3 separate regions of the Homo sapiens genome follow, and regions 1 and 2 are each linked to region 3. A link is a contact called in ENCODE Hi-C or POLR2A ChIA-PET data. All regions are on one chromosome and are shown on one strand. Each heading gives the region's core, a stretch centred on a gene start or an enhancer-like site at or near the end of the contact. The rest is flanking DNA. Distances are from core to core; before and after follow the strand shown.

Region 1 (3,030 bases), core at 125-2,624, 640 kb before region 3:
AGGTCTTGCCTTCCCTGACCACCCTCTGAGCTGGATGCCTCTTTCCTTTACCTCCACTGTCCCTGTCCATAATCCTGTCTTTCTTAGGCATTATCACTTTGATCTGAAATGTTCTGTGGGCGCAGCAGCCTCTCTACTTGGCTTTAAGTGCTGCAGGGAGCTTATTCACTCTTGCATCCTCATCTCTTAGCACAATGCCTGGCATAATGTCAGTGCTCAGCAAGTGTTAATAATACGTCCTGTCCTTCCAATGTCCAGTAGTTATTTCAGTAACTAAATCCTCTTTTTTAAAACCACCTTATGCAAAGTTAATCCTCTGTGGTTCAAAAAGTTCCAAGACAACTTAAAAGACAAATTTTCCATTACTTTGTCATCTCATCTGTCGAATTCATCTGTAATTTGTCTAATTCAGCATCTCCCACTGTGTGTGTTCCCATGAGTTGGACTCCAAGAGATGCTCTTGGTAAGCGTATCTATGTGGGAAACATGTTACTCAATCTAGCAAGGCAGCCAGTGCAGTGGTTTAGCACACAGGTGCTGGGGGCAAACTGCAGGCTCTGTCGGGCAAGTGATCATTCTGTGTGCTTCTGTTTCCTCTTCTGTAAAATAGGACTAATAACAGTTTTTCTCCCTCACAGGGTTGTTGCCAAGATTTGCTGAGTATTACACAAAAGGTTTGGAGTACTTAGTGCTAGGAACATACTGACTACTATTATTAAGCAAAGTTAAACAATTTCTTTTTCTTATTTGGTTTTATTTTGTTTGCTGGCTGTAAGACTGCTGAGAGCCTTTAGCATGCTGATGTACCCATGAATCTCCAGGGAAGCAGTATTCCCCACATTTACTTGATGGAAGAGCTGCTAGCATATCTCAGGGGTAATGGGCCTCAAAACATACCTTAGGAAATTCCTATTTATAAATTTAAAAGAACGTTAACATTTTCCAAACCCAAATTGGGACACTGATTTGACCTGTATGGCTATAACTTGGGAGCATTGGTACATAATATTAATATTTGAAGAGAGGACTGGTCTAGCAACACAAGTAAATAATAATAATAATAATAAAAGCCCAAGACCTATGTGTTACTACAATTAAAATATTTCTTTTTTTAAAAAATCAAAGTACAAGTGAAGTGACTTTTATTGATATTAAAGTGGGAACTGCAAATATGGCCCAAATAAAAAACCATGTAGGCTTTACGTATTATTTTCTGACACAGTTAAAAAACTATTACTTGACAAAGATGAAGGGCCAGACTTCCTTATTCAAAACCTCACGCCATTTATCTTAATTCTGCTGCATCTGATACTGACTTCCTCTAGAGCCAGGAAACTTTGCAAGTATTAAATAGCGTGAACGAAGGAGGGAAAGAAGGAAGTAACCCACCAAAGTGAAAAAGAGGAACAAGTTCTAACCCAATGCAGGTTTAAAACATAACCAAAAGAACAAAAGAGAGAGCTTGACACACCAATCTTGAGGTAAGTAAGAACCTGATTTAAGGTATTTGGATGATTAAACACTATAAGAAACAAGTTTGTCTTTAATTAATCAATGATTTTTATCTTACTACAGTTTTTAGAAAAAAATGCCTTACGTAGCTGTAAGGGGGAAACCCAATTTACAAACTGAGAGTGATGTTAATGTTTCTTTACAATATGATTATGCTTTGCTGTTACCTTGTTTCCAAACAGCAGGGCATTCTCTTACTTGAAAATTCCTGAAGTTTCTCAACAATTTGCGATTTTAAGAAAAATGTCAAATTGTTAGGTAACCTGTTGGAACTGCTTTCCAAAATGAAAACAGAGTCTTCTTTCAAACTGGTCAAAGTGAACATTATTTAAGTGTTAAACTATATTTGAATGGTTATTGTTTAAAATATGTTTTTCATTATAGTAGGTCTTTGTTCATGTCTCACAGGTTTTTTCCTCTAATGTTATTTCGAAGAAAATGATGCATTTCTTTTTCTGTAAAAAGTCTTCTTGTCTTTATCTTGGTAAATATCTCTTAGACAAACAATTTTAATATTTTGGATGTACCAGAATTTCTACTCTACATAGAATAACATAGATGGTAAAAATGCCTTTTCTTCTTAAAAATTAAGAGAGTAATTTATTGCCTTATCCTCAGCTACAGAAGTGACAATAGTTAGCCTTCCTCAACCCTCACCGTGACTTCTGTTGCAGGCCTAGTATCTTTCAAAAAGTTGATTAATTTCAATCAATACTTAAAGTGTATTTTGTAAATTTATTTCAAATATTCTGGCAAATAACTTCTTAAATCATTAACCATGTATACCATAAAATATCTTGCAGATAATTGGTGCTCATCTGTTTCAGACAGGAAATGAGGTCCTAATGATTAAAGTCATTTGGCTAAACTTTTGTCCTTGAACACAAGCACGGCTGGCCTTATAAAGGAGGGACCCTGCAGATTGTAAATCTTATGTGGCGGACCATACAGTTCTCAACCTCAATATTACTCCCAAAAATTCCAAGGAGATTAAAATGTTTCTGCATCTGGGGTGCTTGTCCCTGTATTTTTATCAAAAAATTGTATAAATTAGCTGCACATCTTATTTAATTTTCTTTTATGAAATGTCAAATTAAATATTTGCATATTAATATATTCTAACCTTGGACAAATTTATGAACGTTCATTACCATTAAACTTTTCATGAAAACTCACTGAAAGCAGAGCACCACTTTGTGAATTTCTATTTTTCTTCTCATTGTTACTATTATTATCCCATAAGGAGATTACTTCATTCATTAACAAATGTCTAATAGATTAGTCATTCTGTGTCTAATGCTGGTGTTGGTAATACAAAGGTAAATAATATATGATTTCCAACCTTCGAGAACCTCAGAGCTAATCAAGCTATACAAATTTTCTGACTGATGCACTTAGTAGCATGTTACAGATATTTGGATAAATAATATTTTGGGGAAATTTTTACCTGAATTCTCATTCAGTCACATTTTGGTTGTAAGGAAGTTACTTAACTTCTTTAAGCCTCTCTTCTTATCT
Region 2 (2,851 bases), core at 87-2,586, 660 kb after region 3:
GAAAATTCACAAAAACTTTTTGTTCAGAATTAAGAACAAAAAATGTGCAATACAGAGAAGCAGGCTCACAGCTCAGTATAAAGGCTGGTTTCTAAAAGGCCAGAGCTGTCTCATGACAGATCAAGCTGCCTGGAAAGGCAATATGCGTTATGTCATCTATGTTCCCAGGAAGAAGCTACCAGACATGTGCTCAAGGCAAGTCAAGTTCTGTGCCAGAGAAGTGATGAGCCTGCGTGATGTCTACATTCCTTCCAGTGCTAAGATTCAAGATCCTCAGATTTGTGTCTGGGGAAAAACAGTATTACTTGGAATGATTGTAATTTTCTTGGCTATATTGAAGTCATACAGTATATTTAATTAGTCATTATATTCCCAGCTTTATACAGGTATGAATCTATTCCTCATGGGAGTGAAAACTATGCCCTGAATGCATATAAATGGCATTTTAATCTAAGATAAAATAGAAATCCTTGATTTAGTTCCATTAGTTCTAGGTCTCTGAAGGTCTTCATATTTAATGGCTGGCATCTTTACTTGCTCCTTCAGGGTTCTGCAAAACAGGAGTTTGGGGTCAGCGTTCTTCTAGGAGTAGAGTCAGGTCCTGATTCGATTTCATCCAGAACCAAAGTTATGTTGCTCTGATTTTAGAGTACACAGAGCTATAGCACTGAAGATAATTTTGAGCCTTATAAGCTAATGTGATATTTCTTTCAGTGTGATCAATGGAAGTTGAAAAGCAGGAAGAGTTCTTTCTGTACGTTTCTGCACTTGGTGGGAGTGTCATTGGAGAGAGTTTGGGGAGGGAGGAACTGACACCATTCCTGTCTACTTTATGCCAAACCTGTGACAGAGACACACAGAGCCTGGAGAGCTACTGGAGTACCTCTATCTGTAGACGAGGAAACAGGAGCTTACAGGGGACAGTAGTTTAGTGACATGTAGAGCCCAGGTTAAAACACAGCTCTGTCAAATCAAACCTTGTCTACTTTCAAACAACTGAACACAGCAAAATAATTACATGAGTGTTTTTAAATGTTGTATTTCAGTTATTGAAAAAAGAAGCCACTCACTCTTATTTTGGAATTATTAAAGTAGCCCAGAATCAAGATTTAAGTGGAAATATTTAAGACCAAAGGCACATTTTTTTCTTACCTTCAAAATATTTCGGGCTTCATGTGAAACTAAAGCCTTTAATAAGTTGACCTCAAAGATTGAAAAGAAAAGCAGATAAGCAATTTCCCGGTAAAGAAAGATTGCTACAAAATCGCTGTAGACTGTATGGAAATTTCAAAGGGTAGTGAAAATGTGCTCTGATGCCCAAAGTGAATAACAGGATGTGTGACTAAAGCTGTTGACCTACGACCAGCTAACTCACCTCAGAACCTACGGAGCTGCTGACGTTACTTCTCATTTTCTTTCTCTTTCCCCTTCCTCTCTTTGTCCTTATTTTTGATTCCACCCTCTGCCTCCATTCTGCTTCCTCCTCTTCAATGCTTTCTGTCATCCCGTCTTCCTTCTTTATTGTTTCTCTAATTGAGCCTAATATGCAATTCATTGTGAAATTAACATGACCCTAATATGAAAATGTGTTATAGATCACGAAAAACTTCCTGTCTACTACTATGTGTCCTGTTAAACCCAGGTTGCTGCAATCTGTTTCTTTCTCTGATAATAATTTTGCTTTCATTGTGCTCAGCGTGGGTTCTTCTGAGCTCACTCCACCCTCGCCCTGGGATGTGTGCCCATGTGGTGAGCACAGGGAGGTGGGAGTGCACTGTTAATTCTCTTCCTAAGAAAGAGAATGCGCCTTGTCCCTGTCTGAGGAAGACTTCCGAGTACACAGACTCAGAGTCCTGACAGTACGTCCAGCATCACAGAAAAATCTGCCATGGCATTTTATATTCCTAATTGTTCCTAATGTCAACAGAATAACATCCAAGAGAATTCACATAAATCTCCTGTTGAGAAATTTACTGTTACAGGAGCTTAATACTTCGTAATGCATGTACAGCCTAAATATGTTGTCCTTGGATGGAGAACACATTACTTATTAAAAGCCAGGAGAACAAACACTCTACTTGATCTTAGCCAAAGGCTAAAAAGCTATGAATATAATGGTGGGAGTTCACGGCGCTGAGAGCAACACAAAACCACTTTAGAGAACCTGCACTGTGAATTCTGGTTCTTCTCAGCTGATGGCATTGCATGCTTTCTTTAACCTCATGATTCTGTGTTTTAGAATGAAGACATTGTGCTGCTAACCCTCATAAAAGCAGGGTAAATGATGGAGAGGCCAAGCACACCCTCAACTCGTATTGACAGAATTATCCCTCAAACTCCCAGAGTTATTTGACATTATTAACATGGTCTGTAGTATTCATTTTATTTATTCTTTCAAAAATATTTGTAGAGTACCTTCTCAATTACAGTCAGTCACAAGACCGGGCCCTGTAAGGGTTAAAAATAAATACTGAAATATAAGCAATATGAAATAAATTCCTGCTTCTAAAGTTACAGGTCTAGGAGGGAGCAGACAGCCCCGGGCTTAGAATCCTAAGACTTGATTCAAGTGCTGCTTCTGCCACTCACTCTCTGAGTGACCTTAGGCAACTCACTTACACCTCTGTCTCTCACTTTCTCTCCTCATAAATCACAGATTATATCCAGCTCCTGGGATGTTATGAGACAAAACGAGAGAATGTGTGAGAAACTGCCCTGGGTACTCTGACTACACAAAAATAATGCACTGCAACTAAAGTATTTTCAAAGTCTAGTATAGGATACAATGTGTGGCTCCGAAACACAATAAGTGAAAATAGAAGAGGGACCTTAAACAAGCAAATGGTGACTT
Region 3 (2,913 bases), core at 81-2,580:
CTGTATTTTGTTCACAGTGTTAAAGTCAAAGTCAGTGCTTTTTAACCTCATGGGATGGAGCGGGGGAGGGGGCACAAGGAGCCTTGTGTGAAGGCTCTGGCTCTGCTTATTGATCCCCCAAATACAATAATACATCCTCACAATCATAAATTTGAGAGCAAGGGGCTCTGATCCTGTGATATACAATCTAGGCCCTTATTGGATCCTGGAACTGATTTTCAGAATCCTTTATTCTTTTAAGTACAATTGTAAAAAAAAAAAAAGAGAGAGAGAGAGAGAGAGAGAAAGCAAGGAAGAAAGGAAAAAAGGAAGGGAAGAAGGAAGGAAGGAAAAAAGGAAGAAAGGAAAGAAGGGTTCCATTTATAAACCTCAGACAAAACAAAAATGAAAGCAAAAGAGAACAAAAAATAGCCAATACGACCCAAGTTACAAATTTACTTGTATCCTTTCAGAGGATAACCCAAATTCCTGCAAGACAATTAGCCATCTTTCTTTCGATTATTACAGTAAGCAAGACGGGTTAAGAGTATATAGTAAATGTGCTTTGCTAAACTCCTTCTCCCTTTATTGACTCTATCACAAGAAGCACACTTAATATAATTTTTACAATTTTTTAAAGAACAAATAGGAAAGAGGAGAAGGTTGTACTTTAGCTACCTTTGTGTATTTGAAAGGAATGCTGTTCAGGGCTTCTTCCTTTTCAAAAAGAAACAGGTCTTTGAAAACGAAGAATCATTACTGTGCATATCTCTCGAGGGCTGCTCCTCTAGTATCAGTCCATTTGAAATAGGAGTTTCACATAATTCAATTTATTAAACCCACATTTCCTGCCAGATTTTGCTTTATGTGCCTATGTCCTTTTGTTTCCCGGCTAACATTTCCACATCTCGGAAATCATTCTTTCTAGTATAACTGAAGAATATGGATATTAAAATCAGATCAGCAAAAGATTTTTATGGACTTGGAAAGCTGCCCATTAATGCCGTAAAATAAAGCGTGTTATACAGCTGATATCATCAGTTCTACTCTATGTTGTTTTCATATTCCTGGCGGTGGGTGGAGAGTTAGAGTGGAACAATTAGGAGTGGGAAAGAGAATGAAAGGATTCGATCAATTGTGGAATTTCAAAGCGGAGACAATTTACACTAAAGAATTCAAAGACTTCGTAACCTCCAAGACATTTTCCAGTCCAGGTAACCGTTGAATTATAGCTGGAGGTGATGTTCTTGGAGCTGCCTGTGAAAGCTGAAATCACAACATGCCTGCAGTGTTCCCTTCCTAAACCAACTTTGCCATTTTCTCAGGCAGACACACAAACATGCAAGCGTCCACAGTAATGTGCGTGTGTGAGGGATGGGGGAAGAGTGATTGTTGCTTTGTAGTAGCTCCTTTGAAGTGTTTAATTCCTCCCTTGTAATCTCTTCATCAACACACATTTAAAGCATATCAGTTTTACCTCAGCAATTTGATTCTCAGAGGCTTATGTGGCTCAGGGCCTCTGTCCAGCACCTGGGTGGCACAGTTTGTTTTATGTGCATGCAGAAGTGTTAACAGAATTAATTTTTTTCCTTCTTTCTCTCTTTCTTCTTCCCCCACCTCCCCCAATTTAGGTTAATGAGCCCAGGCAGCAGTGTGTGTGAGTGAGCGGGCGTGTGCACAGGAGGGCCGTGAGCCTGCCTTTTTAAAATACAGGAAACGCATAGAAGAAAGAAGAGTTCAGCTGGAGCCACGACTTCCCTCTTTGCTTCTTTCCCTCCCCACCCCCCCACCCCCCACCTCACCCCCCACACTCCAGCACCGGCTTTTAATTTTCAAAAGCACTGCAATTGCTTGGTGTGGTTTCAAGAGCTGGGGTGCCATTCTCCCTGATGATGACTCTGCTGACGTCAATGGCATTCTTATCATGCCTAGTGCGACATCAGAAACCAGTCCTCAGAGGCTCCTCTTATTCACAGTGCCTGGGCTCTCAGCAAAATGTGGACCGGATTCTGAAACGCAAAGGACTCCCCGTTCCTAATCAGCGCTGCAATCCACCAGACAGTCTCCTTCTGCCGGCAGCTTGCCAGTTAAGACTTTGTTCCTTAGCGTTCTGTCCTGCAAGGACCCCCTGAAGGAGAAGAGAGGGCTAAGTGGATCACAGCGTGTCCTCCGTGTCTGAGCTTTCAGAGCCGTGTGTGTGTGTGTGTGTGTGTGTGTGTGTGTGTGTGTCCCTCAACCAAGGTTAGAGACTAGTCAATGCTGCTTCTGATTATTCTTCAGGTTTTACTAAAAGGCTTCAGTCTTTGATATAAGGCTATTCCCCCGACACAGTGGCTAAGACCCTCTTGTGTAAGTGCTCCTAGCTCACTCTCTGGATCAGAACCAGCGCCCAGGTCCCCACGTGAAGCCCATATTCACCCCAGATGGCAGCATGCACCTCCTCTCCTTTTTTTAATAAAGAAAAAGAAATAGGAGGTTGGGAGGAGAAGGAAAATAATCATAGCTGAATAATAATAGCAGAATAGGAAAATAGTATCACTAAGAATTAAATATTTCACTCTAAATACTCATGACTTGTTAAGAGGTCTGCTCTCAAAAGCTGAATTCACAAGGGAGTTAATACATACTAAACCCAGTATGCATTCCTACCTAGCAGTTTGGGGGCAATTATTATGGGGATGATGAACTTTCTCCATTTACAGTGGAGTGTATTATGGTCCAAATCTACCCTAAAGCATTTGGGAAATGTCTACAGTTCAAATTAAGATGTTTAGAGTCAAGGTCATTTCGCTTGATGATGGAATGATACATGTCTAGTTAGATTTCATCTGACCAATCTTTGACACAAACACATCAGAATTGTCTTGGTATCCACCAACCAAATAATGTTTGTTTCTCTTGAAGATTGCTGAGTGACCCATAGTAAGCTTATTA

What was found. Hi-C counts contacts between places; a loop is a spot of excess contacts on that map. ChIA-PET counts read pairs that join two places held with the same protein, here RNA polymerase II (POLR2A). Pooled maps may share reads with other maps.
Region 1: a map with no recorded cell type shows a loop between it and region 3 (2.2-fold over the local background). The contact joins the promoter of GAPT here to the enhancer-like site in region 3. A Hi-C loop is called at or near these places in 1 of 37 single-sample maps with no recorded cell type. POLR2A ChIA-PET finds 5 or more read pairs at or near these places in 1 of 52 experiments (RWPE1).
Region 2: a loop to region 3 is called in a map of B cell, with 20 times the contacts of the local background. The contact joins two enhancer-like sites. A Hi-C loop is called at or near these places in 1 of 168 maps with a recorded cell type or tissue (B cell), 1 of 37 single-sample maps with no recorded cell type and 7 of 50 pooled maps.

What each region holds. Positions count from the first base shown.
Region 1 is chr5:58,490,061-58,493,090 of GRCh38, forward strand. It overlaps GAPT (GRB2 binding adaptor protein, transmembrane), which reads left to right and starts at 1,375. Exons shown (of 3, transcript NM_001304431.2): 1 at 1,375-1,481.
Region 2 is chr5:59,789,220-59,792,070 of GRCh38, forward strand. All of the region lies in intron 1 of PDE4D (phosphodiesterase 4D), which reads right to left. The region is part of intron 1 of LOC105378988 (a long non-coding RNA gene); the gene reads left to right. Among named protein-coding and RNA genes, the nearest start is that of MIR582, 87 kb to the left of the region's middle. Within about 2 kb of position 1,337, at least 6 of the 41 ENCODE cell types and tissues checked have a DNase peak (open chromatin) inside an H3K27ac peak, as active enhancers do.
Region 3 is chr5:59,125,846-59,128,758 of GRCh38, forward strand. All of the region lies in intron 5 of PDE4D (phosphodiesterase 4D), which reads right to left. Among named protein-coding and RNA genes, the nearest start is that of PDE4D-AS1, 88 kb to the left of the region's middle. RefSeq lists enhancers at 930-1,840, 1,841-2,750. Within about 2 kb of position 1,331, at least 20 of the 41 ENCODE cell types and tissues checked have a DNase peak (open chromatin) inside an H3K27ac peak, as active enhancers do.